Linked DNA regions of Homo sapiens: all the other regions are linked to region 4. A link is a loop called in an ENCODE intact Hi-C map of the cell type or tissue named here. Cell type or tissue: CD4-positive, alpha-beta T cell. All regions are shown on one strand. Each heading gives the region's core, and the rest is flanking DNA. Links, peaks and the distances in the headings are about the cores only. Region 1 overlaps NUDT10 (nudix hydrolase 10). Region 2 overlaps SHROOM4 (shroom family member 4). Region 3 has its middle 60 kb from the start of GSPT2. Region 4 overlaps LOC105377209 (a long non-coding RNA gene). Region 5 holds the start of MAGED1 (MAGE family member D1). Region 6 overlaps TSPYL2 (TSPY like 2). Region 7 has its middle 4.5 kb from the start of CENPVL3.

The links. Peaks named below come from ENCODE experiments on the same cell type or tissue, not always from the same donor. Only the 100,000 strongest peaks of a DNase experiment are listed, where the experiment ranks them.
Region 1: a loop joins it to region 4, with 5 times the contacts of the local background. A loop is called at or near these places in 3 of 110 quality-filtered maps.
Region 2: it touches region 4 in a loop (14-fold over the local background); 9 of 110 quality-filtered maps call a loop at or near these places.
Region 3: a loop joins it to region 4, with 3 times the contacts of the local background. A loop is called at or near these places in 4 of 110 quality-filtered maps.
Region 5: it touches region 4 in a loop (4-fold over the local background); 11 of 110 quality-filtered maps call a loop at or near these places.
Region 6: a loop joins it to region 4, with 7 times the contacts of the local background. A loop is called at or near these places in 3 of 110 quality-filtered maps.
Region 7: it touches region 4 in a loop (4-fold over the local background); 13 of 110 quality-filtered maps call a loop at or near these places.

What each region holds. Positions count from the first base shown.
Region 1 is chrX:51,334,221-51,338,729 of GRCh38, forward strand. It overlaps NUDT10 (nudix hydrolase 10), which reads left to right. Exons shown (of 2, transcript NM_001304963.2): 2 at 2,019-3,305. The coding sequence ends at 2,019. The region is part of intron 4 of LOC105373204 (a long non-coding RNA gene); the gene reads right to left. Among named protein-coding and RNA genes, the nearest start is that of NUDT10, 3.7 kb to the left of the region's middle. In CD4-positive, alpha-beta T cell, for the core only: a CTCF peak has its summit at 2,578 (motif pointing right); a DNase peak (open chromatin) is centred at 2,581.
Region 2 is chrX:50,689,603-50,694,111 of GRCh38, forward strand. The region is part of intron 2 of SHROOM4 (shroom family member 4); the gene reads right to left. Among named protein-coding and RNA genes, the nearest start is that of SHROOM4, 120 kb to the right of the region's middle. In CD4-positive, alpha-beta T cell, for the core only: CTCF peaks have their summits at 2,320 (motif pointing right) and 2,522; a DNase peak (open chromatin) is centred at 2,339.
Region 3 is chrX:51,801,291-51,805,799 of GRCh38, forward strand. It overlaps a transcript of MAGED1 not described here. Among named protein-coding and RNA genes, the nearest start is that of GSPT2, 60 kb to the left of the region's middle. In CD4-positive, alpha-beta T cell, for the core only: a CTCF peak has its summit at 2,254 (motif pointing left); DNase peaks (open chromatin) are centred at 1,761 and 2,261; H3K4me3 peaks cover 1,175 bases; H3K27ac peaks cover 912 bases.
Region 4 is chrX:52,259,746-52,264,254 of GRCh38, forward strand. The region is part of intron 1 of LOC105377209 (a long non-coding RNA gene); the gene reads right to left. Among named protein-coding and RNA genes, the nearest start is that of SNORA11D, 71 kb to the left of the region's middle. RefSeq lists enhancers at 1,759-2,118, 1,931-2,432, 2,433-2,932 and a silencer at 1,805-2,063. In CD4-positive, alpha-beta T cell, for the core only: a CTCF peak has its summit at 1,930 (motif pointing left); DNase peaks (open chromatin) are centred at 1,866 and 2,136; H3K4me3 peaks cover 965 bases; H3K27ac peaks cover 888 bases.
Region 5 is chrX:51,891,438-51,895,946 of GRCh38, forward strand. MAGED1 (MAGE family member D1) reads left to right here and starts at 2,186. Exons shown (of 13, transcript NM_006986.4): 1 at 2,186-2,318; 2 at 2,832-2,912; 3 at 3,616-4,323. The coding sequence starts at 2,868. RefSeq lists enhancers at 1,481-1,600, 2,241-2,330, 2,643-2,692, 2,913-2,962. In CD4-positive, alpha-beta T cell, for the core only: no CTCF peak of the experiment used is centred there; a DNase peak (open chromatin) is centred at 2,024; H3K4me3 peaks cover 2,419 bases; H3K27ac peaks cover 912 bases.
Region 6 is chrX:53,087,507-53,092,015 of GRCh38, forward strand. It overlaps TSPYL2 (TSPY like 2), which reads left to right. Exons shown (of 7, transcript NM_022117.4): 7 at 270-1,034. The coding sequence ends at 433. Among named protein-coding and RNA genes, the nearest start is that of KANTR, 4.4 kb to the right of the region's middle. In CD4-positive, alpha-beta T cell, for the core only: CTCF peaks have their summits at 1,884 (motif pointing left) and 2,084; DNase peaks (open chromatin) are centred at 1,285 and 1,925; H3K4me3 peaks cover 1,218 bases; H3K27ac peaks cover 1,490 bases.
Region 7 is chrX:51,612,199-51,616,707 of GRCh38, forward strand. No RefSeq gene overlaps it. Among named protein-coding and RNA genes, the nearest start is that of CENPVL3, 4.5 kb to the right of the region's middle. In CD4-positive, alpha-beta T cell, for the core only: no CTCF peak of the experiment used is centred there; a DNase peak (open chromatin) is centred at 2,373.

The DNA of each region.
Region 1 (4,509 bases), core at 150-4,149, 930 kb before region 4:
GCTATTTCCCATGTAGATTAACCTTACTGAATAGATGCTGCTGGGGATCTGCTAGCCAAACGCATCTGATCAGAAAAACTGTATTCACAGAATTTGATTTCCCATACTCAACTTCCAACTCCCATTGCCCCTTACTGGATACCATAGAAGAACCATGGTTCTCTGGATTTAAGTTTGTTTTTGAAAGAAAGTGGTTTCCATTCCATATTTGAATGTAGTGACATTCCGCTTAACCTCCCTGACTCCCAGTAACCACAGGAATGGAATCTTTTGTGGTGATTACATCCCAACAGAGTTAGCTCTAGCGATGTTCAGCTGGTACAGAATTGTCAAACTATTAGGATTCCTGAACAATCTCTCAATGATAGAGAGTAATTGTTTTGTCTCACAGTACCACCTTTTCTGGGTGCCAAATTAAAAGCTCTCACGTTTGCCTCAGTACTTGCTTGAAGTCAGGAATCCCATCTAGAATAGCTAAATCTCTCTTCTGGACCTTCCGCTGTTCCCCCAGCCATGTCTGACATTAGGTAGAAGGAAAACCTATTTTGTGAAGAGGGTATTCGAATGAAAAGATCATTCCTAATTTCTAGAGCAACCTAGACTATGTCATATCTCTTAAACATTATTGACAGGTATTGGGGTCCCTTAACTTTTTTTTTTGAGATGGAGTCTTGTTCTATGGGTCACTGTTACGCACTTTCTATTAAGAAATTTTGGGTTTCGCTATGTAAATTCTAGGTTCCTCTTCTGGATTTCATCTCCCATGACAGTTGAGGAAATGTCTAGTTTTTGAAGAGAGTATGGGTGGGGGCTGGGGGACCGGGCGCGGTGGCTCACGCCTGTAATCCCAGCACTTTGGAAGGCCGAGGCGGGCAGATAACGAGGTTAGGAGATCAAGATCAGCCTGGCCAGCATGGTGAAACCCCGTCTCTACTAAAAATACAAAAACTAGCTGGGCATCGTGGTGTGCGCCTGTAATCCCAGCTACTCGGGAGGCTGAGGTAGGAGAATCGCTTGATCCCGGGAGGCGGAGGTTGCAGCGAGCCGAGATCGTGCCACTGCACTCCAGCCTGGGCGACCGTCTCAAAAAAAAAAAAAAAAAAAAAAGACTGATTTTCCCCCTCGTCCCTGTCCCCCAATGGACAAGTGCCTACTTTTTCTTATTCTAAAAAAAATTTGAAGACGACATGTTGGAGTAAAGGTAAGTTTGGTTGCTTGATACAGAATTTGCTCTGGATGGTTAACATATTTTCTAAGAAACCTATGTTCTGTTGATCAGGTCACCTTTGAAAGAAGTAACCCTGAAAGGGGTGAAAGGTGGCCATAAATATTTTTAAGTCCTGTAGAAAATTGATAAAAATTGAAGTGTGTATGTGTAAGAGCTTGTAAAGAAACAGCAACATTAGAGGGCCCTTGTGGGATAGATGGTTTAAAGGGCTCTGATGCTGGAGCTGCTCCTTGTCTCACTTGCCTTTAAGTGGAGTTCAATTGTAAGAAAAAGCATGTCCTCCCTCCATAGTTGTTGACTGGGAAAAGGGAGATTAGAGCTTACAGCACTAACAGCTGGCCAGAGTTTTATTTTTCAGAGTTCCTTTTGTGGAAGCATCAGTCAAAACAAATATTCTCAGCATCATTCTTGTATTGCAATCATCTTTCTGAATGACTGTTGGCCTATTAGAATATGGACTTTTTGAGGACTAGGACCCAGACTGAATCCTCCCCCATATCCTCAGAGCCTAGAACAGTGCCTGAAATTTGGAGACATTTGTCTTTGATCCACAGATTAGAAATGTCTACAAGTGTATTCCCGATTTCTGAGCTTCATAATGTACCTGGGACAATCTGTTATTCCCTCAGGCTCTCATCTGGCCTCACAGTGAAACTGCATTCGATAATTCACTGAAGGCTTTTCCAATTCAAAATGGTTGATGAGCCATAGTAGGTGCTCAATAAGTATTTGTTGATTAGAGGAATGGATGAACCAATAAAACCCTATTAATAAGAATTTTTCTTTTTAGGTGAATGGCATAGATGTTGTTCAGATTTACTTTGAAAGAATCAAGTATGTGAATGGATGGATGAATGGAATTGTGAAGCACAGATGAGCTCTTTCACACTCCAAGGACACAGCTCATCCTATGCTTTTGGACACTTCTTCCCTGTTTATTACAATGACTATTCTCCAGGTTGTTGCACTACCGCTGTATCTGTACATAATTCTAACTTGGCACCTGTGGCCTTTTTTGTGCTCTTATGTGTCTGTATTTCCCGGCAGAGTATACGCCCTTGAATGCCAGGAACTTGTTTCCTTAGTCTTTTTTATATATCTAGCATATAAGATATTGCTTAGAATATGGTAGACATCACTGAAGATTTGTTTCAGTAGTTCATATTTTGTAATGATACTGAATGGTTAAACAATCCCTTTCTAATCTGTCTAGCATATATGTGACTTTTGTTTATCAAGTGTCACACAACTGCTTCAAGGCAGCTGTGAGATACTAGAAAGCAAAAATTCTTACTCCTATGTCTGTGTCATCCCAGATGTGTGCCTCCAGATGGCAGTATACTACACTATCTGTAAAATATATTTGCAAAGCCAGGCACAGTGTTACGCGTCTGCCTCAGGAGGCTGAGGCAGAAGAATAGCTTGAGCCCAGGAGCTTTAGTCTAGCCTGAGCAATATAATGAGACTCCGTCTCTTAAAATATTTGCCCAAACATTGAACCTAAATTTGACCATGCCCCTAGAAATAATTCCTAATCTTTAGAAAATAGGGCAGAGAAACATTATTTTACACCATGGAGATGAGATCAGCAGAATCCAGACTATAAGAAACTACAGGACACATGACCTAGTTTCTTCTGTAAATAACTTGCAAGGATGAAAGATGGAGGATGAACCTATAGATTTAAAGAGACTTAAGAGACATATTAACCAATTGTTAATTGGATCTTATTTGAATTGTGATTTGACCGAACTGTAAAACGAATACATTTATGAGACAATCGGGGTAATTTGAACATTGGTGGGGTATTTGGTATTAGAATAATGGTTTTATCATTATGTTAGAAAGAAGGGTCCTCATCTACATTCTCAAACATCTGTGGCTGATATGATATGATTCTTGGAATTTGCTTCAAAATAATAAGTCTGGATGTTAAGTGCATTGGAAATATTGATGAAACGAAATTGGCCTTGATAATTGTTGAAGCTGGGTGATGGCTAAAATGATGGTTCATTATATATGTTCATCTCTATTTTTGTATGTTTGGCATTTTCCGTAATAAAGTTTATAAAAATAATTACTGGAGTTATTCTTATTAAGCCTAATATATAAGGTAGAAAAAAAGGAAAATATTTAGATTGTTTAAAAAAGGTTGGCTGTGGCATACCGCTTCTGGCCCAAGGGGTCAAATGCCCAAAAAGAGAAGGGAGAAATACCCTGGAGTGGCTAGCAGTTCCCTTGCTGTAGACCAATGTTAGCAGTTTTTTCTTTTAATTTGGCCCATTGAAATAGGAAAAGCTAGATTCTTATTTATTCATACTAGAAAATAAGAATGGATTCTTATATGCTGTTGAGCAGGGGTTTTGATAACACCTACATACCAGTTCATACAAATGTGAAAAATCAAAGAGGTGGAGTCTCCAAGGAGAAAGTTTATGGAATTTTATAAAAATCTACATAAGCCACTTTTTGAATAGTTTTTAAGGGAACAATAGCTGTAAACTTGTTAGCTGCACATAATTAAGTTTAAAGTTATATTTGAAGGTAGGTAAAAAAGGAAATTAAGCAGTTAACATTCCTGACTTCAGTGGACCATTTTGCATTTCACAGATTGCAGATACTCCTTCAGTTCTGGACTGTGCTTAAATTTCTGCAAAGGCTAAAATTCTGTAAAGGCTGTGCTTACATCAACAAACATGGTGTCTGTCCTGATGTTTTTGTGAGTCAAGAAGGAACAGGCAGAAAGTGAGAAGAGTATTAAAGGTCCCTCCTAGGGAAGATGAATTCCTTCCTAAGTGTGAAGTACTGAAGCTGAAGCTGCCCCTTCTACTTCTGTTCTTTAAGTGTGTTCCAATCCCAAGAGCAAGCAACTCCCCAGAACCAACTGTTACTGGGAAAAGGGGAGGTGAAAAGTTTACCTTAGAGCCCTTTACCAGTCATAGCTGGACAGAGCTTTCAGTTCCAAGATTCCCCTGTGAGAAGGCACCATGATATACCAGAAAAACTTTCATCAAGTTTTCCCTGGAAATTGTTTTCTAATTTGAGTCTACTCTGATTGTAGCAGATTTTTTTTTTTTTTGAGATGGAGTCTTGCTCTGTCACCCAGGCTAGAGTGCAGTGGCACGATCTTGGCTCACTGCAAGCTCCGCCTCCCGGGTTCACACCATTCTCCTGCCTCAGCCTCCCAAGTAGCTGGGACTACAGGCGCCCACCACCACGCCCGGCTAATTTTTTGTATTTTTAGTAGAGACGGGGTTTCACGGTGTTAGCCAGGATGGTCT
Region 2 (4,509 bases), core at 138-4,137, 1.6 Mb before region 4:
TGACATAAATTTCTCCATATAGCTTCTAATTGATTACTGTGGTCTATTGTTACCTTTAAATTTGTTACTCTTTGACTTCTCCTTTGAACTGGTTGTAACACTTTACGTTTTCCTCATTAATGAGTGAAATACAATCTTTAACATGTTCATTTTTTGTCTACGTAAGAATCAAAATTTTGCCTTTTAAAAATTATTTTAATACTTGTAATGAATTGTTACTGTCCTATACTATTGAATTAGATTTCATAGAATTCCATGTATATATTTTGCATCTAAATTCACAAATTGGATAGAATATTCTTTCTTAGAGCAGTCTGTCAGGTTTTGGTATCAGAGTAATGCTAGCTTCAAAAACAATGTGAATAATTCTGCAACATTTTCAATACTATAACATACTTATAGAATTAAACGTGGCTATTTCTAGAAAATTTGAAGGAATTCACAGATAAAAATATCTGTCCCTTAAAGCCCTAAAGTATTTTTAGATGTCCCTAAAGTATTTTTGGAAGTTTCTCTTTGATAATTGTTTTCGAAGTTTCTACTGTTACATGTCCATTTAGTTTTCAACTTCTCAATAATTTCTGGCATTTAATATTTTATTAGATATTTTTAAGTTCTCTGAGATTTTCAAATATATTAAGGTACAATTATAGTAGTGCGCCTTTAATTTAAAAAATCTTTCTTTGTTGTTGTATTCCATTTGTCATTTAAATTTTATTGGTAATTCATCTTTGTTTTCTTGATTAAATTTGCTAAAGGCTTATCTATTTAATTCATCCCTCTGAAAAGAAACCTAGTCCTTGGTTTCATATTATATTGAATTATTAGTCATTTAATTTCATTCTTCATTTTTAATAATAAAATATTTAAGGTTATGAATTTACTTCTGAATATTCTCAAAGTTTTGGTAAGTCATGATCTCATTTTTATTATTGTTTGTTAGTCTGCTAGTGTTTCTTTGTGCTAATATTCACATATAAATGTGATCTAAAATATTCAAGTAATTGAAGACTTTAAAATTTGTTTTTAAATTGTAAACATTGTACATTATCATCAGATATTTCTACTCTTAAGCGTGTGTAGGCTGGGCTTGGTGGCTCATGCCTGTAATCCCAGCACTTTGGGAGGCCAAGGCGGGCAGATCACTTGAGGTCAGGAGTTCAAGACCAGCCTGGCCAACATGGTGAAGCCCTGTCTCTACTAAAAATGCAAAAATTATCTGGGTGTGGTGGTGCACGCCTGTAGTCCCAGCTACTTGGGAGGCTGAGGCAGGAGAATTGCTTGAACCCAGGAGGCGGAGGTTATAGTGAGCCAAGATCGTGCCACTGCACTCTAGCCTGGGCAACAAAGCAAGACTCTATCTCAAAAAAAGAGTTTGCAAAGCTTTTCTTTGTGACATACATATGATCATTTAAAAATATTATCTCAATATTTGAAGAGACAATATGCAGTCTATAAACAATTTTCAAAATGTATTAATTGGATCTAATGAATTGTTTTTCAAATCTTCTAAGTACTTTATTTTGGTCTACTTTATTGTCAATTAAATTATGTTAAACTCTCCCATACAGAAGTTTCTATCACTTTTTGTATAGCTGACAGTTTTTTCTTTATATATTTGGATGCCATGTTTTTTGCAAAAAAAAAATGGTTCATAAATATAATATCTTCAATACGGTTTGTATCATCAATCAATATAAAATGAATATCTTGGGATCAACATGGTTGTGTGGTCATTGTTCCTGATTTTTTTTTCCTAATAGAGAAGTGACATGCTCAAATACCTATTTGGAGAATGGATTGATTAGGAAAAAGTGAGACTGAAAGCTGAGAAGCCAGTGGGAAGGCTCTTAGAATAGTCCAGGTGAGAAATCATGAGTGGCTGGATTAAGACAAAGGCAACCAAGAGGTCTATGTAGACTTGGAATTAATTGAATTGGGTGAGAGAGGAGTTGAGGGTGACACCTACATTTCTGATTTAGCTGACCATTATCTAGACAGCAATATAGGAAGAAGAGCTGGGTTGGCTTTTCAGAATTGGCCATGTTCTAAAGTTCCTTCTGTTTATATTCATCCCAAAAGGACTCAAGCCCAGACCTAAAGCTAAGTGTTGGATCTTTGTCAGCTGATTGTTTACTCAAACCAAAGTCTTTCTACCTGTATAAAACACTAGGCTGAATATTCACAAATTTTAGGGTAATCACACTTCTTTTACGTGTTAAGAGCTCTTTCATAAAGTTGACGAAAAATTTGGACTGAACGAGAGGGAATTAATTTCCTATACCGTGCCCAAGGTAGTCCACATGTGAAGGTTAAGTTTTCCACAAGAGGGCAGCATCACCTAATAAATTATGTCATTGTAAGCCTTCACCAATAGGGGCTGAGATGGGGAGGCTAAAAGGGTAGAAAATACAGGTTCCGGGAGCCATAGGACCTGCCACACCATGAAAACCAAAGGGCCCTGCTAGTCCAAGCCCATAATTATAGCCACTCCTAAGTGACTGATAGTGGCAGATGTTGCTACAGTATGAGGAAAGAGGACATGGAACTCACCCTGGCGAGATGAGTGGGTGAAACACCTGAACACTCTCATTCTTGTGACTGGCTCAGAAGACACTCTAGATAGTGTTCACACTCCCTCTAAGTTGCTGGTGTCTCTGTACAACCAGCATCTCACAGGGGCCTTTATTTCTTATTCAGATCATTGCCACCCCTAATGATTCCTTAGCACATCATTCTCTGCAGGTTAGGCTGCAAAGCACACCACCATTCTGATGCTCTCCCAATTTAACAATGTTTGTTTATTCCAATTATGCTTCTTTTAGACCCTAAGGAAACAAATGGGAATGAAATTCACTGACAACCCATTATGTGACAGTCATTTTACATAAATTATCTTATTTAATCATCACAATAATGCCATTATATAGGAATTATTATTTGTCATATAAGAGACCTAGGAAGTTGCAAACATGGGAATATCTAACTCCAAAACAAAAACGCTTCCAAATTCACCAAATTACCCCTCCAAGAAGCCTTATTTAAGACCTAAATCTTGACCAATCCAAGATTTAATCAGTGATAATGTATCTATTATATAAGGCATTACTTAACATGTCACCTCCTATCCATGTACATGGGCAGGTATGGATTAATCTTAGGTACCAGCAGGTAATAGAAGTCAGTGGGATCCTACATAACCTCATTCTTCCTAGGTCCAAAGCCTTTCTCCTTAAATATTCTCTCTTCAGGATAAATCATTTGGATATAGAACATGAGGATAATGGAATAATTAAAGATGGCTTCTGTGTTTCTGACTTGGTTGGCTGAGTACATACATAGTGGTCCTGGTCATAGATAGCGATCTTGGGAGAAGATGATGATGTGTTAGGTTTGGGGCATGTTGTGTTTGCAATATCTCTGACACATTTAAGTATAAATGTCTAATAGGAAGTTGGTTATATGGTCTGGAGCATAGGAGATATAGAAAATAAATTGAAGCTATAGGGCTGGGTGAGATTTTCCAGGGTACATTAAGTTAAAAATGGTGGAACTATGGGAAACACCAACATTTAAGGAATGGTCAGAGGAAGAGCAGGTAGTAAAGAGCCTGGTTTTTAAAAAATGGACAGGGATGTAGGAAAATAACAAGGAAACTGACTATCTTGAAAGTAAGAGGTTTGGCCGGGCGCAGTGCCTTATGCCTGTAATCCCAGCACTTTGGGAGGCTGCGGCAGGGGGATCACTTGAGGTCCGAAGTTCGCAACCAGCCTGGCCAACATGGTGAAACTCCGTCTCTACTAAAAATACAAAAATTAGCCAGGCATGGTGGTACATGCCTGTAATCCAGTTACTCAGCAGGCTGAGGCAGGGGAATTGTTTGAACCTGGGAGGCGGAGGTTGCAGTTAGCCGAGATCATGCCACTGCACTCCAGCCTGGGCGACAGAGCAAAACTCCATTTCAAAAAAAAAAAAAGTAAGAGCTTTTTTTTTTTTTATTAACACGTAACAGTTATACATATTTTGGGGGTACATGTATCATTCTGATACATACATATAATGTGTAATAATGAAATTAGGAAAATTGGGATATCCATCACTTCAAACATTTATCTTTTCTTTATGTTGAGAACATATGAATTCTTCTCTACTAGCTATTTTGAAATATACAATAGATTGTTAACTATAGTTACCCTACCAAACTATTGAACACTAGATCTTATTCATTCTATCTAACTGTATTTTTATACCCATCATCAACCTCTCTTCAACCTCCCCACTTCCCAGCCTCTAGCAACCACCAGTCTACTCTCTATCTCCATGAGATCCCTCTTTTCAGCCTTTACATATGAGTGAGAACATGTAATATTTGTCTTTCTGGGCCTGCCTTATTTTACTTAATGACCTCCAGTTACATCTGCGTTGCTGTAAATGACAGGATTTCATTCTTTTTATGGCTGAATCGTATTCCATTGTATATATATTCCCCATTTTCCTTATCCATTCATC
Region 3 (4,509 bases), core at 191-4,190, 460 kb before region 4:
AACACTCCTCTCTCAATAATTAATATAATATTTTACATAGTAAATAACCAAGGATACAGAATAACTGAATATTATCAATTATCTCTAGCTGATATTTATAGAGCATTTCACTCAACAACAGGAGAATGCATATTCACATTCTTTTCAAGTGTACATGGAACATTCACCAAATTGACCATATCTTCAGTCATAAGACAAAATTTAACAAATGTAAAAGAACTGAAATCATATATTGTAAGTTTGCTGATCATAATGGAATTAAAAAAACAATAGTGGAAAATAACAGGAAAATCTCCAAATACTTGGAAATTAAACATGCATTTCTAAAGAACCCATGGGTCAAAGAGGAAGTACACACTGGAGACAGTGGCTCATGCCTGTAATCCCGGCACTTTGGGAGGCTGAGGCAGGAGAATTGCTTGAGCCCAAGAGTTCAAGACCAGCCTAGGTAACAAAGCAAGACCCCATCTCTACAAAAAATAAAAAAAGATTAGCTGGACATGGTGGTGTGCTTCTGTAGTCTAGCTACTCGGGAGACTGAAGCAGGAGGATCACTTGAGCTTAGGAGTTTGAGGTTATAGTGAACTATTATCATGCCACTGCACTCCAGCCTGGACAACAGAGTGAAACCCTGTCTCAAAAAAAAAAAAAAAAGGAGGAACTACAAAGGTAAAATTAGAGATCATTTTGCACTAAATTAGAATCAATATACAAAAATATCAAAATACAAAATATAAAGATTGGTGGGATGCAGCTAAAGCAGTGCTTAGTGGGGAACGTGAGTCAAATTGTTGAAATAAATTGTAAAAGTACCAGCAAAACTAAGGACCGACCTTATTGCTAGTTTCCTTCTTTGCTCTGACCACATTTTGGTCATTTATTCATTTAACAAACATTGATAAACACGTATTTTATGCTAGGCTCTTAAGTGTTTAAATGTCATCTTTAGCTCTAGGCTCTGGGATCCTAGTGTAGTGTCTCTGGGTGTAGCATAGTATTTGGGACATGGTAGGTGCTCAGTATATACTTGTGGACTGACTAAAAATAACCACAAGAGATCCTCCCCTGTGGTGAGAATTGTGGCGCAGATTTGGGGGCCAGGAGAACTTTCTGGAGGTAGTGGCAATAAATAATTCAGTTCTAAACTTGTTCTGAAAGTATTTAACCAGAGTACGGATTTTTATTATTGAAACATTTTTTTTCAGTTTTCATTTTCTTCCTTTTCTTGGGGAGTATGTAAAATAATGCAAGAATGCTTTCTAAATGAGTCCACGTTTATTCTTTGGATATTTGAATATGGTATGTAACTCTGGATACGATCTCAAAGCAAAAATGATTTAGATTGAAGATTTTTGTAAAAAGCTTGAAATTGAAGTATACCGCTAATACAAATGAACTTTTTAAAAGTGGTGTGCCAGAAAACAGTAAATCAGTTTGGTAAATATGTAACTGTAGACATCCAAGACAGAGAAAATGAGGCCTGAGTTAAGGGACTAAGATGAAGGGAGATATTTCTAAGGCGAATCAACAAGGAGAGGTGGCGAATTGTACATGAGGGATTTGGCAGAGATACTGCAGCTCCTGGCACGACAAGAATTAGGATTTGTAAAAAGTTAGTGATTCTCTCTCCCTGCCGGTTTACATCACAACGTAGGTGTTGATCTAGGGAGGGAGTCAATGAGATAGAGCATTGCAGAGCTTGCTAGAGAGGCACAGGAAGTTGCCTGAAGTGAAGGAGGGGGTAGCGGCTGCAGAAGCTAAAGCTTCCGCCAAACAAAAGAGGACAGCACTTCCGGTCACGCCATCGTTGCTGCCTTCTTCGTCAAGGTGAGTGTAAAGAAGGGGACTTGGTAATTCTCACAAATAAATCCCCATACACTCCAGGGAAACCTCCTTTTGTGCCTCAACGTGGGGTGGAAAGGAGAATTCATCCCCGCGTGCGTTGTATGAAGGATGCTTCTGACGCCTGTGGTTCTGATCGCCTCGCTATCTCCTCCCTTCTCCTCCGGAGATGGGGGGCCCGCTCCTGCCTCACCTCCTCACTCTGGTGGTCCCTTTAACCGCTTGACTCCTGGTCATGCTTCACCTCTCCTCTTTATCCCGTATCCTCTTCTCTGGTCTGAGCCAGCGTCATTCCCTCTACCACAGGTCACTCCTACCTCCTACCTCTCACCTCCGCCTTCTGCCCCCCATCCTGTTAACCTGCGACTCTTTGCGAGCCCCTTCCTACCCTCTGTTTTACTCCCCCTGCTGGCCTTTGGTCTTTCCTGTTCCCCTCCCGCGGAGACCAGTAAATTACGTACTTTGCAACAGTAGGTGTGACTTCAAGGTCAAGGCTTTTTTTTTTTTTTTTTTTTGGTTCTTTTAAAGTATAAGCAAAGAAGCAGAAACCTTAGAGCCCTAAGAGGCATAGGCACTTGTCCAAATGATGTTCTTTTTTTTTTTTTTTTTTAACTCTAAACAAAATTACACATCATTTAGATACTATTGCACAGGTTTCAGTCTTCTACACATTGCATTTATTTTTTTATGTTGCCATAGAATTGAATCCTCAGATTTTGGGGGGCAAACATAGTGGATTATACCTGTAACCTGGTTTCAGCTTCAGCGTAAGCTTTCCCATCCCCTGTAAAACTTCTCTTAGCAGTGAAATGGTTGACAGGAATGGCATCCAGTCACAAATTTATTACTTTATATGAGTTGAGTTTATTATGCAATTTCTTTTCTGGTCTCTGATAGCAACATTAAACAGCAAGCTGACATTTTGCAGACGAAGACTTTTTCTGAGAGCTTTGCAAGTATTACACAATCTATTTGTTGCAATGTGAAATGTACTTTTCTATTACATTTGTTACCATGTCAAATTTATCTTGTGAGAACATTAGTTATTAAATAATAATCACAGTACCGAAATGATCATTAAATTTATGCTGAGAATCAGAGTTTTCCAGGCTCTATCAGGATCTAACGAGGAATTTAACCAAAGTTCTCTTTGAATAAGCAGTGGACTCCTTCCTGTGTGTTATGCTTGCCAGACTAAGGGGTGATTATCTTTTCTAGGCCATGTATAGTTTTTATTTAAGAATAAACAATGAGGCAGAGCTTTTGTGACACCAAAACACTTAGGAAAGAGTATTGCTGATGTCTCTTTATACTCTATTCAAATCATTATTACACAGCATTTAAATATCACACTTGTTTCAACCCACTGTGCATCCATCCATTCATTCAATAATTTTTTATTGAATAATTTTTATTTGCCAGACAGTGTTCTCAGCACTGGAGATACAACAGTGGATAACAAAAACAAAGTCTTTTAAACTATAGCTGGGAGACAGACAATAACTTAATATATAAACAATATATATTGGCAAGTGGCACTGGTGTTAAATGAACGAAACAAAAAAATACATGAAGAAATAAAAAAGAAAAAAACAAAAAAAGAAATAAATATGTAATAGGTTGTAATGTGGACGGGTTCTACTATTTTAGATAGGATGGGCAGGAAGGCTTCACTGGTAAGGTGATATTTGAGCAGGAACCTGAAGGAACTGAGGGCACACACTATGCAGATATTAATGGGAAAACAGGATTTATGTCATAGTCTTTGCATTTGTTCACTCTGTTTCCTAACCCGCGGCCACCTTCCCATTCCCCTAGTGGTCACTTTTCTGCATAGCATTAATTCAACGCTCTGCATACTCAAATAACCTGATCCATTCACATTAATTTCTCATATTCTCTTCCTCCTGGCTAGCTTCTTGCTACCATTTAGGCGACTTGTCAGCCTCTTTAGGAAGACATATCACTATCTCCATATTCACCTCATCCTCAGTTTGTTGATTGCTGGTGCATTGTGTGCTATCCTACAGGATATTTGATTATCTCTCTCGCTGCTCTTACCACTTTGTGTTCATAATATGTTGTCCATAAATATTTGGTACGGTAAAGTGAAATGAATTCAGTGCTTGTTTATAAAAGATAAAACTTTTAAATATGGCTTTCCCCCTAATGTTCAACACTATTCTCTAAGGTCAGTATTATCATTGTCATTTTACTAATGCTAAAACCAAGACTAGGAGGTATGTAGTAACTTGCTAAACTGTGGTACAGTTTATGGAGTTAAGGTTTTTCAGGCACTCAGTCCTGGTCTGGTTCTCTCTATCTGTTTCTTAATGAGAAATAAAAAATATACAGAATATTTTATTATTTTATAAGACAATCCGGGTATAGAAATTTTATTTTTTGTGCTTCTTTCACAACTTAGATCATATCAGGTGCTTGAATTACTCCCTAATTATAAATATTAAGCTCTGAGAGGCATGAATAATGCCTCTTTTTACCAGAATATTTTTAAATAAAAAATTAAACAAGCAGAAGTTGAAAGAAGAGTACAATGAAAACTTTTATATTCTGGACCTAGATTCAACAACTGTTAACCTTTGCCATATTAGCTCACTCTCTCTATTACTCACTCTCTTTCTCCATGCATCCATCCATCCATCCATC
Region 4 (4,509 bases), core at 267-4,266:
AAGACTACATAAAAGTAAAATTATCTATGCCTCTGAAAACTACACATTTAGGAAGCAAAAACCAGGAAAAGTATTTGCAATGTATGTGACAGAATGGAAGATCAGTATCTTGACATATAACTTACAATCATTAAGATAATTATCTTTAAAACATTGATAAATACTGGTTAGGGTATAAAAAAAACAAGAATTCTCACATAATGTCAGTGGCAATATAAATGGGTATTGTGTTTCTTGCAATGCACCAAGAGAGTTAAAAGCGATCATGCCTTTCAAACCAGTAAATCTATTTTTGGAAATCTATTATAAATAATCAGAGATGGTAAAAAATATATGTGTGCAAAAGTATTCTTTTCATTTAATGAAGGGATAAACTTTAAGAAATCTATCAATGTGCTTTCCTCCTACACATTTCCTTGACTGAATGGCCCTAAAAACTAGTAGTATGAATTTTCTACTAGAAGGCAGAAATGGGAAATTGAAGGAAAGGTGTCAGCTCTATGTAAATCTGAAGAGTACATTTTATCAAACTCGGTCTCATGGATTGCAAATCCTAATACACACATTGTTGTGAATACTGGAGATAACAACAACAATAATTATATGTCTACAATTGCCAGGAACTAAGAACCTGTTGTGCTATTTATGGTGACCACCATCCTCCATGAAGCACGTGCTATTATAACCTTCATTTTGCTCACGTGGAAACTGTGATACAGGAAGAAGCAGTAAATTGCCAAGGTTCTTGGGGTTCCTCAAAGAGGGCACTGGCGTTCAGATCACCGGTCTATCATACACAAGATTATACGCTGGTTTACAGAACGTTTTCCTGCCTCCAGTGCAAGAATGAAATAAAAGACAAACTGGGTAGAGTGTAAAACAGCCAGCAAAACTTTTTTCAAAATGGTAATAATTTAATGCTCACAATAAAGTGCTAAGTGGAAGGGTGAGGGGGAAGCCACGTTGTTTCATCCAGTATCATCCAAACATTATTTAAAAATACACCGTATTTACAAAGATAAACATCTGGAAGAAATAAGGTACTTGTTCATGTATTCAAAACTGTATGTTAAGAACACTCCTCTACACTCTTGTCAGTTTGCCGAAAAGGCAATGGTGAGCAAAAACAAAGCAGAACAATCACAGTTTCTGTTCTTAGAAAGGTTACATGATCACATTTACCAATGAGATAGGGGGTCAGGGGTTATTTTTGCTTTCCATTTCAGTTATTAAGTATTTTTTCGACGCTTCTAGACTGTGTATTGTTTTAGAATGGGAAATGAATAAAAATTTTCAAGCATTTTTCAAATGATTTTTAGGACACGGTAACTCACACTGAAAATCTGAGTTTAAAAAAGATGAACTAACGATGGAATATGAACTCGTGTTTAAAATGCACCTTTGGGAATGAAAAACTCTAAGGAAACAACAAATATTATCAGTGGTCATTGCTGGGTGATGGGACTGAGGGTAAGACTGGCTTTCTTTATTACACTGTATTTGTCCTCCAAATTTTCTACAGTGAGGTTGAGTCACTTCCATAATAAAAGAGTGCGTGCATTTATCAATATAAAACCAGGTCCACAAAGCCCAGTACAACCTGGGGACAGTGAATGACAAGACCATTGAGAGAAGTCAAAATACAAGTTACTAAGGAACCTAGGCATCATCTCAAGAGGAATGCCAATTTCAAAAGCAAAAAGATTTTGTTCATCAGCTCTGAGTTTTCTTAAGAGACACTACCCGCTCCGCTTCACCCCCTAAAAAACAGGCAGCCCCAGCAGCAGGACTTGGCAGGTTTAAGAACCAACCTCTTCTCTCAAAAAAGATTCCGCGGCATTTTTTTCAAGCAAGAAGGGCGGGGGGAGAGGCGAGTTGGGCGTATCCATGGAGCAATATTGCCACCTGCAGGCCACAAGAATGAAGCGCCACCAACCGCGGAAGAAAATTCATCCTTTCTACTGCTTCTCGGCAAAGAGCCGGTAGAGCTAACCTGAGGAAGCTACGCAGAATGAAGATGAGGACCAGAGAATAGACTAGTACCGGTCAGACAGGCCCCGACGAACCGGCCGTACAAGGCAGCCTCCCATAGTCCCGCCCTCGGAACCATAGCAACCCAGCAGGAAGTTCCTGCGCCACCGGAAAAAGCAGCTCTCGGGGCGGGGCTGGCCTAGGATTGACGGGCTCTGGGCCTGCGCATCGGAGTCCGGGGAGGTAGGCGCTAGTCTCCTCAGGGTCAGCCGCAGGACTCCTTCCCTGCTATTGAGAGTTGATGGCTCAGGCTCGCGACCGCTGAAGGCCAGGCTCTACTGCATGGCTGCACCAGCCGCCTCACGTTCGAGACCTGTGCCAATCCCATGGACACTCTCCCAGCCAGCCCCTGGACACGCTTCTCATGTGACGCACGCCCTGTCCTCCTCTCAGCCCTCACAGCACGGATCCTCCCCGGCGACCTCAGCGCCCCCGGGGCTGACCAGGCCGCGGCCGGCTCTCCTCCGTCTTGAGGGGGCCTCCTCCTCCCCACCTAAGTCTCCTCCGCGCGCGGTAATGCTCTGGGCCTCAGGAAAGACCGCGCCCCTTCACGATGTCTATTTCTTGCATCCCGCACTCTCATCATGGGCAGCACCCCATCCAGTCCTAACAGCTCCCTCTCTCCAATGTCCCAGCATCCACAGCCTTCAGCCTCAAGGAGGCCTGTCCACTGACCCCAACCGCGTTCCTCACCATTCACCTTCCTTACCCAGCTTACTCAAAGCTATTAACTCTCGCTCCTCAAACGCATCTCTTCATTTTCCTTCCTCCCTACTCGCCTGGCAACCCCCTGCCTTCCCCCGCCCCCCTGTAACCAAGTAGACAAACAATGTGCACCCTCCACAAGTGTACCTTCTCTCTCCTCTCCCTACAATAGCCCCCACAAGGACTAGCACCAACTCTTCTCATGATATTCCTTGATATTCCCCTGAAAAAACAGGAGCGATTGGAGAGAAACTCTCACCACTTCCCAACAGCAGTGGGCCTGCACTTGTAATCTCAGCTGCCCCACTGGAGGAAGTGACAGGATCCTACTTGAGGCCGGGCCTTCACCTGAATCCCATGCCCTCTACCTTCTCAAGGTAGAGACTTTTGTAGTGATTATCCCTTATTCCTGAATTGTCACATTCTTTCTTTATTCTGGATTCTTCTGTCATCTATAAACATGCTCTTGTTTCTGACATTTTATACAAAATGTAATAAAACAGAAATCAGTTCCTTATCCCATATTTCTCCAAGGTAATGACACATTTCCCTGATGCTCCAAGCAGCAAATCTGTCTTCCCTTGTTCTATAATCATTATCATTACAAACCTCTTCAATGCAGCTTCTACCTGCTCACCTCTCAACAGAAAAATGCTTTTGTTAAAGGCACCGATGGCCTTCATATTGCCTAACACTATGATCACGTCCTCATCCTTTTACACTATATGTCCAGATGCCTTCAGTACATCTGACACCTCCCTCCTTCTCAAAGCTACTCTCCTCCCTCCTTCTTTATTTCCCTCCCTGTCTTCTCTCCTCTTTGCCCTGCCTTGTTTTTCTTCTTAATCATAAAATTATTTTATTGATATTTTAAGTGGCATAAATACAATAAATTTGAGGGAGAATGAGGAAGATGTTAGCTAATGAATAGGTCATGTAGGCCTCCACAAAGCTTCAGGACTAATACAGACATGAACAGACACCTGAGCTTGCCCTTGTAACTCCGCGAACACACCACAAGCTTCAGGATAGTTTGTCTCTGATGCTCAAGTAGTCTCAGGAGTTACCAGACAATGGTGGGGAGAGATAGCTTAGAAGTGACGCTCTCTGTACACACATATAAAAACCGCTGATGCAGCACCTTGTAGGCCCCTTTTAAAGCGTGATGATTCCTGTGATGGTTAATACTGAGTGTCAACTTGACTGCATTGAAGGATGCAAAGTATTGATCCTGGGTGTGTCTGTGAGGGTGTTGCCAAAGGAGATTAACATATGAGTTAGTGGGCTGGGAAAGGCAAACCCACCCTTAATCTGGGTGGGCACCATCTAATCAGCAGCCAGTGCGGCCAGAATGTAAGGCAGGCAGAAAAACGTGAAGAGACTAGGCTGGCTCAGCCTCGCAGCCTACATCTTTCTCTCATACTGGATGCTTCCTGCCCTCGAACATCAGACTCCAAGATCTTCAGCTTTGGACCCAGACTGGCTTCCTTGCTCCTCAGCTTACAGATGGCCTATTGTGGGACCTTGTGATCGTGTGAGTTAATACTACTTAATAAACTCCCATATAGATATATATATATTACTTTTGTCCCTCTAGAGAACCCTGACTAATACAACTCCCTTTGAACTCCAAGTTTATTTTTACAGAGAGCTTGTCCTGCTACTGACAGTGTATTGACTTGTATTTGGTAATCCCTTCCATTTTGTGTTTCTTTATCTGTTAGTCAATCTCCTTCAAACATTCCAAATAAATTTGAATTCTACAAGAGAAAG
Region 5 (4,509 bases), core at 351-4,350, 370 kb before region 4:
TGAGTGTGCATTATTTGTATAATGAGGAAAAATAAGTGAATTGATCACAGGAAAAATTGCCTCTCAGGTTTCTTGCTTTAGCAATGGGATGGAGAGTGCGATTCATTCATTTAACAAATATTTATTGAGGATATAAAAATGTGCCAGGCATGGTTCTAGGTGCTGGGGAAACAACAATGAATAAAACAAAAATCTGTCTCCCTAAGAGGTTTACACTCTAAATGGGGGAGAAAGGCATAACTAGAGGAGAAACACTGTGTTGGTGGGAAGGAGGAGGCGTATGAAGGAATCGGTTTGGGACCTGTTAATTTAGAGAATACTGAGAGATATCCATTTGGAGAAGTGAGGTAGGTAGTTACTATGGATCTAGAATTCATAGGCCAAGTCATGACCGAAGATACAGATATGGAAACAGATAGCATAGAAAATGGTGTTTCTGACCTCCTTTCCTGAGTCTGATCACGTCTCACTGCAGACACTTTACAGAGGAAGTGCTGAGGAAAAACAGGCAGCTGACAGAGGAGGTTGCTATGCAACAGATGAGGAAAGTCATCCAGCCAGGCAGAACTGATGTTGGCCCTTGGGGACCAAATGCTGCAGTCCTTCCTAGCATTAGCTTCCTTTCATGTTCAGGCTTCTGGCATGAGTTGATGCCAGAACAAATGTGAACTGCACAAAGATCTGTCTTGAATTTTGGAACTGTACCAGTTTAATTTGAGTCACCTCACATCTGTATTTAATTTTCTGCCTTTTTGAGTTTCTCCAGTTATCCTGGAAGCATAGCAGCGTGTGTGTCCTTGGGTAGGACCCACTTGCTGTGCATTCCACTTTGCACATTGAGAAACCAGGCCCAGAGAATTGAGTGACCCGTGCGGGCTCACACAGCTCGAGACAGACAGGCTGGGCACTCCATTCCTGGAATTCTGAAGCCCAGCCCAGTTTCTCTCCATAAAACCACAGCTGCCCCAGGCCCCAGCCCTGAAAGGAACCAGGGCTTGCCATGGCTCAGACACACAGGTCTGATTGTCCTGGCTGCTCCAGTGGGCACCAGGAAGGCCTCAGGGACAGTGTGATTGTATCCCTGATAAGGAAGAGGCCTGATGTTCTGAGCACAGAGTGGACCCCAAGGAGCAATTCCCACGCCTGGATGGACCCACACAGGGCAGGGGGAGGGTGGGGGCCTCTGCTTGTGTCCTCCTGAATGCAGAGCATGAGCTTGGGCCTCCTAGAACACAAACTTTGCTTGTTTGGTACAAATGGGGTGCCGTGGTCTGTTGCTCAAATGGAGGAGGGAGGGGTACCCTTAGTCCCCAGGCCAGCATGAGCAGAATGTGGGCTTTGGAGTCAGGAAGACCCAGACCCAAATTTTGCATTTTGTTTCCTGGCTCTGTGGCCTTGTCTAGTTCATGCAATGTATCTGTGCCTCAGCTTCCTGATCTGCAAAATAGGGGTGCTGACATCCACTTCCCAGGGCTGCTGTGACAGGAAGACAAGCCCCAGCACAAATCCTGCTGTGATGTACAAGCTGTGCCCTTCCCTCCTTTCCTCCCCCAACACACACAAAATGAGTCCATCACCGGAGCTGCAGAAAGAAAGGGAAGAAACTAACGTTCTTTCTGCGTCTGGGAGCTTGTGGGGGCGGGCAGGGGGTGAGGGAGAAATCATGGAGTCACGTGGCAGCCACAGACTTACTACTACTACTTTGTTAGCTCCAATAGTGTATCCTCTCAGGCCATTCCGTTTCCTCAGCAGAGGTCTAACACTTGTTGCAATTAGAGACCCCAAACAGAGACCTAAGCATGCTGGACAAGGGGGTGGAGATGCAAGCCGGCCTGACAGGAGGGGCCTTGAATAGGGGAGGGACGGAATAGAGACGCATTGCGGAAAAGGTAGGGGGCCGGTGTGTGGGGCAAGGGGTGGGACCAAGAGGCACAGCGCATCTGTGGGGGAGGGGGCGTAGAGGAAGGGGAGGTGCTGTTGTATAGTGTCGACCTGGTTGGTGGTGGGGTGGTGTGTTGGCAAAGGGGGCGGGACCGCCTTCCAGCGCACATGCGCATCATGGTCTCCAGGACGAAGCTTTTGTTGGGAAAGCAGGCGGGACTGACTTTGGCTCTTCAGTGTTTGCGCATGCGCGTAACGTCCTGAGGCGGTGGGTGGTATATTAGGCGAAGAGGCGGGGTCGCCCAAGCTGCCGCGCTGGCATTTTCTCCTGGACAAGGAGAGAGTGCGGCTGCTGAGAGCCGAGCCCAGCAATCCCGATCCTCTGAGTCGTGAAGAAGGGAGGCAGCGAGGGGGTTGGGGTTGGGGCCTGAGGCAAGGTGAGAATTAGCCCCCAGACTGGGCATCTGCCCCCTGGTGCGGGCCCCCATTTTTTTTTATCCCGATCCCTTCACCCTGGATTCTGAATCCCCTTCCACCCCCCAAACCCCAATTCAATGCCCCTCCCGATCCTTCCTGATTCAAAACCCCTGTCCGATCCCTCCCATCGTTCGAAATCCTCAGATTCCTTGACCTCGATCTGTACTGTTAGATGATTCCTCCTGACTCAAAACCTCCATGCAACTTCCCAAATGCGAATCCCAACCCAACCGCACCCCCGCTCCGAATTCAGAACTCATCTGCTTCCCGATCCCCATTTGAAGCTTCGCCCTGTCAGTAGCTTCTCGGGGTTCAGAACCTCCATCTGGACGCCCATTCACTTTTACCGCTCCGATCCGTTCCTCCTCACATTCACCTTATCCGCCCGCACAGTCAGACCACAGTCACCCCCCTCCCAATTAGGTCCTTCGTATTTGCCCTCTGTAGTATAACGCCCTGCCCCTCTCCCACAGCCCCCAGGCTCCGCTCTTGCCAGAGGGACAGGAGCCATGGCTCAGAAAATGGACTGTGGTGCGGGCCTCCTCGGCTTCCAGGTGAGATCTCCACTCCCCACCCCACCATTTCCCCAGCCGACAGTCACCCCTCCCCGCGGGCCTCTTTGGTCTCCCAAACGCCGGGATCCGGTTTGACCCTATTTAGTGACTAGACTCCGTGGGCTTTTCGAATTCCCATCGTTTATCGAAGGGGGGGAGGGGCGTCTCTTTTCAGCCATCAGTCCCTGCTCAGAGAGAGGGGAGACCCTGTTAGTAGTCAGGGCAATCTGCCCAGAGAATGCGGGGTGGGTAAGGAACCATTTTTTTTTTTTTCCAGAATCCTGACGCTTGTAGAGCAGTCTGTCACCCCCTCCCCCAGCCTCCTGCCTCCACCCTCCCTCTTTCTGCATTCCCCACTCTGTGCGACCCCCCTTATTCTCAACTCCGCGATCCGCCTGCCGTCCTGAGCTGCTACTGCACGCCTCTTGGAGCGTCCCCGGCTCCTGTTCGTGCCCACTTTCCGCATACCGCCCCACCCCTCATTTTGCCCTTGCCCTACTTCACCCCTGCCACATGTTTAGTACCCGCCTGGTCCCCCATCGCCCCTCGCGGGCCCCCTAGATCTCTGCCTCAGCCCCCCTGTTTTTGCACCCACCGCCCGCCTGCAGCTCCGCTGCTGCGCTGCCACCCGGGCTCCCTATTCCCACCCCACCTCCTGCCTCAGAGGCCCAGAGATTTAATTTTTTCCCCCCTGTGTTTGCAGGCTGAGGCCTCCGTAGAAGACAGCGCCTTGCTTATGCAGACCTTGATGGAGGCCATCCAGATCTCAGAGGCTCCACCTACTAACCAGGCCACCGCAGCTGCTAGTCCCCAGAGTTCACAGCCCCCAACTGCCAATGAGATGGCTGACATTCAGGTTTCAGCAGCTGCCGCTAGGCCTAAGTCAGCCTTTAAAGTCCAGAATGCCACCACAAAAGGCCCAAATGGTGTCTATGATTTCTCTCAGGCTCATAATGCCAAGGATGTGCCCAACACGCAGCCCAAGGCAGCCTTTAAGTCCCAAAATGCTACCCCAAAGGGTCCAAATGCTGCCTATGATTTTTCCCAGGCAGCAACCACTGGTGAGTTAGCTGCTAACAAGTCTGAGATGGCCTTCAAGGCCCAGAATGCCACTACTAAAGTGGGCCCAAATGCCACCTACAATTTCTCTCAGTCTCTCAATGCCAATGACCTGGCCAACAGCAGGCCTAAGACCCCTTTCAAGGCTTGGAATGATACCACTAAGGCCCCAACAGCTGATACCCAGACCCAGAATGTAAATCAGGCCAAAATGGCCACTTCCCAGGCTGACATAGAGACCGACCCAGGTATCTCTGAACCTGACGGTGCAACTGCACAGACATCAGCAGATGGTTCCCAGGCTCAGAATCTGGAGTCCCGGACAATAATTCGGGGCAAGAGGACCCGCAAGGTGAGATCTCTGCTAACTTCATTTTGCTTTGGGGCTGTCTCCTTTCTTCTCTGAGGGTGTTCATTTGTTCTAAACAAAACAATGTATGTAACTGTATTCAGCTAGGCTATAGGGCATTTGAAGAGAATGTTTATTCCTGTCCTCCGGATGTTCACAAACTGATGGGGAGATAATACATGGACACAA
Region 6 (4,509 bases), core at 253-4,252, 830 kb after region 4:
AAAAGCTACTATCAGAGATGTATCAGTTTTGACAGAGGCAGGGATCCCACACTGCCTTCCTGCCTCCCTCCATCTCCCTCTCATTCTGTGGGCTTGCTTGAGTACACCCACACACACTCTTGGCTGTTTGTTCCAAGCAGAGGCGCTGACAAGTTGTCCCAGGCCGCTAAAAACCCTGGCTATGGTCTCTGTTCCCTTTTAGAGTGACACCTATCTGCTCATCTAACTGCCTTCCTCCATTTCCCCTTCCTTGCTTCTCCCCTATGCAGGCATCCAGCAAGATGAGGACATCTATGAGGAAGGAAACTATGAGGAGGAAGGAAGTGAAGATGTCTGGGAAGAAGGGGAAGATTCGGACGACTCTGACCTAGAGGATGTGCTTCAGGTCCCAAACGGTTGGGCCAATCCGGGGAAGAGGGGGAAAACCGGATAAGGGTTTTCCCCTTTTGGGGATCACCTCTCTGTATCCCCCACCCACTATCCCATTTGCCCTCCTCCTCAGCTAGGGCCACGCGGCCCCACATTGCACTTCTGGGGGGTGACCGACTTCGTACACGGGTTTAAAGTTTATTTTTATGGTTTAGTCATTGCAGAGTTCTTATTTTGGGGGGAGGGAAAGGGGGCTAGTCCCCTTCTTTTGGCCCTCCGCCCCCGCAGGCTTCTGTGTGCTGCTAACTGTATTTATTGTGATGCCTTGGTCAGGGCCCCTCTACCCACTTCTCCCAGTCAGTTGTGGCCCCAGCCCCTCTCCCTGTGCTGTGTGGAGTGGACACCCTGACCCCCGAAGCGGGGAGGGCCGCTGTGGCCTTCGTCACAGCCGCGCAGTGCCCATGGAGGCGCTGCTGCCACCTTCCTCTCCCAAGTTCTTTCTCCATCCCTCTCCTCTTCCCGCCGCGCCGCTAGCCCGCCTCGGTGTCTATGCAAGGCCGCTTCGCCATTGCGGTATTCTTTGCGGTATTCTTGTCCCCGTCCCCCAGAAGGCTCGCCTCTCCCCGTGGACCCTGTTAATCCCAATAAAATTCTGAGCAAGTTCAGAGTGCCGCTTCGAGTCTTTTGTTTAGCCTGGTGCCCCGGCCCCAGCGGTCAGTTTCCCCCAGGCCCACACGTAGCCGCCTGGCCTACGCAGTATCCTGCAACATGCTAGTTGCGGGGGTTTGGCGGGTGGGGGGCGAGCTCCGCCAGGCCGCAGAGGCGTTGCGTCAGACCAATGCGGATCATCCTGGCCAATGGCAGTGCGAGGCTGAGGAAGCCCCTCCTTCTCCTGGCGCCCGCAGCGGACCCAGCCAGGTAGCGAAGGGCTTCCCACGCCTTCCCCTCTGGCGCATGCGTGTAGAGACATCCTGCGTCCTAGAACATCCATTTATCAGTGATTCATCTTTTAATTTATAGTGCGTCAAACCTTTCCTCGGGCCTAGAGTGAGCGGGGCGTGGGGAGCCAAAGGAATTCATTTTCCTCATTCGCATTTAGTAAAAATAAAACACGACTTCGGTCCGGATATCACAACCCAATTATGCAGGAGCGCTCTCTTGCCTTTGGGAAGGGGTGCAGAGTCCCTAGAGCTGGGCTTGGGGGAGAAGGCAGAAAAGATAGCTCAAGCAGAGAAGTATCCGTAGAGATAAAGGAAAAACAAAGGGGAATTAACTATGTAACTGTGCGAAGGGGTGGAAACGTAGGGAGTTGGACATCTGAAAAACAGGCTTTATCCGGGAGACCTTGGAAAGGCTGAGTTATATTAAATTTAGATACATAAATTTTATCTCGGTGGGCGCCAGGAATATTTCCCAGATTTGTTCTGGATCACAATAACTTTTATTCAGACATCCGAGTCGGTCTTTTATAACATATCTCCCGAACTTTCCATCCAACGCCTTTATTTTGCTGGAAGGCTTCAGATATGGTTAGATTTGCGTTTTAGAGAATGCCCTCTGCTGGCTGCCAGGAGAACTGACTGGAAGGAAGGACAGCAGTAAGGAAATAGACGCTAGACCTCAGGTGGGATTGGCAAGATGGGGGCGGATATGAGAGGTTTTTAAAATAAACTTAATTTCAGAACAGTTTTAAATTTACAGAATTATTGTGAAGATAACAGAGAAGTCCCGTATGTCCCACAGCCAGTTTTCCTTATTAACAGTTTACATTTCTGTGATACATTCGTCACAATTAATGAACCAATATCAGTACATTATTATTAACTAAGGTCCATACTTTATTCCAGTTTCCTTAGTTTTAACTTAATGTCCTTTTTCTGTTCCAGGATTCCATCCAGAATAGCACACTACATTTAGTCATCTTGTGTCCTTAAGCTCCTCTTGGCTATGACACTCTCTCAGGCTTTCCTTGTTTTTGATGACCTGGAGTCATTTGAGGAGTACTGGTCAGATATTTTATAGAATGTCCCTTAATCAGGATTTGTCTGATGTTTTCTCTCATGATTAAACTGAGGATATGAGTTTGGGGAAGGAAGACCACAGAAGACAAATGTCATTCTCACTAGATCATATCAAGGGCATGTACTATCAATGTGATTTATCACTGTTGATGTTAACTTTGATCACCTGGCTGAGGTAGTGTCTGTCAGGTTTCTCCACTGTAAAGCTACTCCTCTTTCTCTTTTTCCATGCTGTACTCTTTGGAAGGAAGCCAAGTAAGCGCAGCCCGTGCTTAGGGAATGAGGAGTTATGCTCCATTTCCTTGAGAGGGAAGTATGTACATAAATTAATTGGAATTCTTCTGCAAGAGCAATTTGTCTATTCTATGAGAGCTTTTAAGATGTTGGACTCCACAGGCTTTAGATATGGAAGGAGAGGGATTCAGAGGAGTCAAGATGACTGCCAGGTTGGTGTGAGACCTTTGGCAAGGCCCCTTCCCTCTCTGGGCCTCCTCTGTGAGATGGTTGGAATACCAGATCCTTGACATGTCTCTCCAATGATTCTGATAAATGTTTTGGGGGGGACAGGATGGAGGCTTTGATGTGCTGTCAGAGGTGGGCAGGGAGGACTGAGGCCCAGAAAGGGGAATGTCTTGCCCAAAGTAACACAATACCTCGAGGCCAGAGCTGAGAGTGCAGGATCCCAGAGAAAAGAGACATCTACATGCAATATCTGGAGCCAACCCCAATGAGTATGCGGTGAAGAGGAGGGGAGGGGAAAGCAGCAGGGGCAAAGGCAATGGAGTAGGCCGGAGTAGGCCAGAAAGAGGTCAGCCTGCCAAAGGATCCCAGCCAATCAGAGCCAGAGTAGCCAGTCTGGTTACTCTTGCCTCAGTCTGCCCTACCTCACAACATGACTCTCCTTGTCCTCTCTAGAGGGCCTCAGTTTTCCTATCTATAAACTGAGGCTTATCGTGCAGGGGGATCAGTCCAGGAGAAGCAACCTGCCTAAGGTCTCAAGACAGAGTCTAGCCTTGAAGCAGGTCTCTGAAGTCTGGCCTTCACTGTGCTCTTCCCTGATTCCTCTCTGTCCCCCCAATCAAATCCCCAGCCCCTCATCCTGGCATTTGAGACTCTTCTTCACCCACCCTGTTAGAGAGGGCCTCTGGTCTTCATCTTCAGTGATGCTCTTAAGAGTCAATCATAGTATTCTAGTATAGTTGGCCAGGGTGCTCATGTCCTCGGCTGAGCCATGTGAGGACAGGATGTTCTTTGCCCAGAGTAACATCTTGTTCCCTGTGCCCTCACTCTTCAGTCTGGACCTCCGAAAGAGAGGGCTGTTCTAGGTCTTTAAGGTCACATCTAGCTCCAAGATACTGTCTTCGCTGAAGGCCAGAGAAGACAGGCCCCATTGGCTGAGACCTTAAACAGAAACCAGGAGGATGAAGAGTCATGGGCCCAATGTGCCCTAGGGCCTGTTCCCATGTTGAAACTACTTGTCTTCATATGCTTCCTAGCTTGCCCTCGCTCCTTTGCAGCAGAGGGCCCTGCTCCTGGGTGGGAGGTTCCTGGGATTTCCTGGGACCAGACCTTTAAAGTGCCACCTACTTCTGTGAGTAGAATCGGATTGGCAGGGACAAAACTAGATTCAAGAATGTCCCTCCTTAGGTGACCCAAAGGGCTGGCACTGGCTCCCCCAGTTGGGGGTGTGCAGGATGGTTGGGAAGGAATCCTATTATTCATTCAGTAAACACTTATGAGTACTTACTGTGTGCCTGAAGTACTGAACTGGGTGATAGGGATACAGCAGGGAAACAAGATAGAGCAAGTCTTTTTTTTTTTTTCTTTGTTGCCCAGCCTGGAGTGCAGTGGCACAATCTCCGCTCACTGCAAGCTCCGCCTGCCGGGTTCACGCCATTCTCCTGCCTCAGCCTCCCGAGTAGCTGGGACTACAGGCGCCTGCCACCACGCCCGGCTAATTTTTTGTATTTTTAATAGAGACGGGGTTTCACCATGTTAGCCAGGATGGTCTCGATCTCCTGACCTCATGATCAGCCCGCCTCGGCCTCCCAAAGTCCTGGGATTACAGGCGTGAGCCACCGCACCCAGCCAATAGAGCAAGTCTTTTTCCTCCTGGAGC
Region 7 (4,509 bases), core at 143-4,142, 650 kb before region 4:
TCTCTACTAAAAATACAAAAAAATTAGCTGGCCGTGGTGGCAGGCGCCTGTAGTCCCAGCTACTCAGGAGGCTGAGACAGGAGAATGGCATGAACCCAGGAGGCGGAGCTTGCAGTGAGCCGAGATCCTGCCACTGCACTCCAGCCTAGGCGACAGAGCGAGACTCCGTCTCAAAAAAAAAGAAAAAAACAAACAAAGATAAAATACTCAAAATGAATGGGGCTCCTATTTCTCTTATTACGTTTTACTATTCTCTGTGTTCTTGAAGGGATTTGTGTTTTTCATCTGTACCGTGGAAGTGTTGTGGAATAGTATGCCGCTGCTCATCTGGTCTCAGGTGTGTATTCAGTGACTTCACATTGGTAGCTTGAAGTAAACCATGGTGGGGGAATTTACAGCACCCAGAAATCAGGCCTTCATTTGTTGTTATGTTGATAGACTAGAATTAATGAAATGATGTAGAAAATGTTAATAATGCTGATTAAACTTTAATGCGTTTTGTGTCTGTAGCCACTACATTGTGAATAGAATAGCATAGAAAATTGAGGAGCTATTATTTTTGTATTTAAAGACTATTGTTCAGTTTGCCAAAGAAGTCACTAGAGTCATTGATGAATAAGTGAAGTTCTTGATGAATAAATGAAGTTCTGATATGGTTCTTTGTTATATGACTCTTACTTGTTAACATAAACAAGTTAAAACCCCAAATTTATGCTAGAACTACACTTGGAGAGATGCTTGCTAGGTATTTACCAGTATATATCTGGCCAATACCTTCAACTCCTGCCGCATCCCATGCACACCAAATGACCTGGTCTCCCAGCACTGACTAGTGGTTCCAGAGCAGTGGGCATTGCAAGTGACATCAGAAGGGATGGTTAGAGAAAATGGGATATAAGGCCTTGAAGGGAACAGGAAAGGGCAAACTGAGGAGGGGATGAAGGGGTGGAGGAGCTAGCCCATTTCTACGAGTACATATGTGTGAGAATATATAGCTAATGTTTACTTAGAATGTGTTTCTTTACAAACTTCAATGCATATTCCATGCATATTCAAGGATATATATTTGTACATGCATGTACGTAAATAGGCATTCAAGCACATAACTACAATAGAGTTAATCAATTTTATTTATTCATTTTTAAACAGGTTAATGCATGGACATATTAATGTGTATGTGCAATGAATGCTTCAAAATTTTCAAAAACACTGGCTAATTGTTTCCCCCACTTCTTTTTACTCAAACCGTAAATACATTTTTTCAGAATTTCCCACCATTGGCAGGAAATAGCTATATTTTAAGTTATGTGCTTTCTAAATAAGTATAATTCTGGAAGTTGTAAAACCCCAATAGAAGCTCTACTTCAGTAACTGGTGCACAGTGAGTATTCTTAGCTTATGCATACACAGATATTTATTGGATAATGATATGTCAAATGATGTACGGGGCACTTGGGATTCACAAAGAATTGGGCAGTGTCCTTGCCTTCAAATATCTCACAGAAAACAGAAATTAAACAAATGTAATTTATGATCTGGTACTGGGACCAGGATAGAAGTCTGATCTTCATGTATGTCACACTCTCTCCAGCTTCTAAGACCTCATATATATTATTCCACTCTCTGGAAAATTCTAGTTCTGCTTTTCACCTAACTCCTATTTATTTGCTATATCTCAGATAGCGTGTCTCTTCTTTTGAAAGGCTATATCTTGCCTCCATCTTGATATATACTGTCAGAACATCTTGAATTCCCCTACTGCTATGAGCACCTATCACTGTTTGTTGTAGTTTCTTGTTTTGTTGTCTTCCTCAACAGACCATGAGCTCCACAAGGACTGAGATCAAGGATGCCTTACTCATTTCTATATCCAGGAGCCTACTTCAGTACCTGCCATACCAGTGTGAGGAAAGACACTATGACAGCTGGAGGGCTCAGTTCATAGGATGGGGATAAAAAACAGTTAGAAAAAAATGAATCCATGCCAATTTCCTATTCATATATCACAGTCAAAGTTGCATGATCGGACATGACTAGATGCTGGAAATTCACTGATGTAGGTTGTATTCTTAATATTCAAATAGTCGAGGATTTTATTTAGCAAGGAAATAAAATTTGGGAGCAATGATTTTATGAAAGATGTCCTATTTCACGGAAAGGACACAGAAAAAAACAGTGCCTCTTTCTCTTCTTGATTCTATTCTTCCTGGTTGTAATTCCTAGAATGCTTATTATAGAGGAAAGCATCCTAACTACTGGGCTTCTTTCCCAGAGATTCTGAGGAAGCAAGCGTCATCCCATTCCCTATGAATTTCTCAAGTGTTAAAGTAAAATCATCCAACAATGTGCCATCACTTATAACGTCCACTGGAGGGCGATATACTACTGCTGGTACCACCTTCTATAGCATAGCCCGCGAGGACTAACTTTAGTTTCCTAACAATGTAATTATAAGTCCTCATAGTGCAGAACACCTAATAAATAAAAGAAGCCTTTTCAGTAGATGTGAAGATACAGATGAGAAGATGGAAATGGCACCAGCCCTGCGCCCACCTCCCATTTCCTTACCTATGACCCCAGGGTAGACCAGGTTCCCAGGGGTCCTGTAATACTTCCCCTCCATGCTGACTTGTGACTAACACAGAACACAGAGCTAATGGTTTCACCTAGAACATGGCCGGTCTCTTTAGGTTCCTGGGTATCTCATCCTGGAGAGAGGACAAGATTAGGAGATGAGTGTTATTATCATAACAATTTTAGAGATGAGGACACTAAAACTGAGGTCCAAATAAGTTTATTAACTGGCCCAAGAATAAACTTATTAACTGGCCTCTTTTCTGTGCTCCCACAGCACCCCACTTTTTCCTAGTCACACTGTATTTGGAGGCTTTCTCATTCGCTAAATGGAAGTGATAAGGACCTAGAGACTGTGTTTTTTGTTCACTGTTCTATCTTAGCATGGAAAACAGTGCTGGGCAGCCAGGAGGCATAAAGTGGAGGAAGGCTAGGCAGAGAATAGGGTATGAGGTGGGAGAGGATGAGGTTCCATCTATGGTGATTCCCCTGTCACAGCTTGGATGAATGTGGATGGGGAAGAAACAGTGGATGTTGTCTGATAAATCCATTAAGAGGAGAAAGATCATGCAGCACCCTACGGATTTACTTCCTATTACTCCTTCTACCCTGTCACTGGATTGATGTAACTCTCACTTTAAGTGTCCAAAAACATCGCACCTGAGAGGGTATCCATGAAAGTATCTAAATCTTAGGATAGAGTGCAATCATGACCCTTGGTTCTATTTATCAGTGTCGTCACCTAATAAGAGCAACCATCATAGCAAATTCTTGAGTGCCTGCTGGGCGTTAGCCACTGTACCAGCAGATTATACACACGCCCTCATTTCATCCTCACAATGAAGATGAGGGTGGGCTTTTATAGATTTTTTTCTTTTTTGAGACAGAGTCCTGCTCTCTCACCCAGGCTGGAGTGCAATGGCGCAATCTCGGCTCACTGCAACCTCCGCCTCCCGGGTTCAAGCAATTCTCCTGCCTCAGCCTCCTGAGTAGCTGGGATTACAGGCGTCCGCCACCACACCTGGCTAATTTTTTGTATTTTGACAGATTTTACAAAGCTGGACAGTAGTGCATAGAAGAGTTGGGTTTTCAGCCCTTGCTCTTTCCTTGAAGTAAGAGATGCCTGAAGCATGGCACAGTGGCCACTGTCAGGGTCCATGATCACTAATGGCTCACAAACATTCATTCACAATTTTGAAGTGTAAGATATACTTCTGTGCAATAGAAAAAAAGACAGCTAACACATAAAGTAACATTAACTTTAAAGCCTCCTTTGGAAATAAAGGGGAAAACACTGACTTCCTGGAACCTGTGGTAAAATCCCCCAAAGACTCCCTTAAACACCTCTTGCTTTCCCCTATATTCCTTGCTGGATATAAGCTGCTCGTTGCTTCTCTTTCTCTCCAGTTCTTACTCAGTCATCCCCTTCCCCAACAGCTTGTTCTTTCTCAGGTTTTAGCCCCCCTCCCATTCCTTCTCACCAGCACAACAGTCCTCTGCTTGCATTCTCACACACAGAAACCAGCCTAGCATGCTTAAACTGTATGCCAAGTTAAAAGGGTGCTTGGCACTCTTGAACATGAGTCTTTAACCAAACTGATGAATGATTTGCACATGGCTTAGAGAAGCAAAAATTATCAGAACACGCTTTAAAAGTCATTCTCAGAAAAAGAGAGAAATTATATATACACATTTCTTTGGACAGAAACACTGACATGGCAGAAGCATGACATCTTGAGTCATTTTTTTCCATCCCTCTGGATCTATTCTATGCAATGGAGTGTAATATAGGTGTAACTCAGTGCAATTTGGTATTTTCTGACCACCAATATGACTGAACCACCTAAGGCATATATGCATGTTCATGTTCTCCCTTCCTCTCTCCCTCCCTACCTCAACTCAATCCCTAGGTGGAGAAGGACTGGGGCAAGCTAT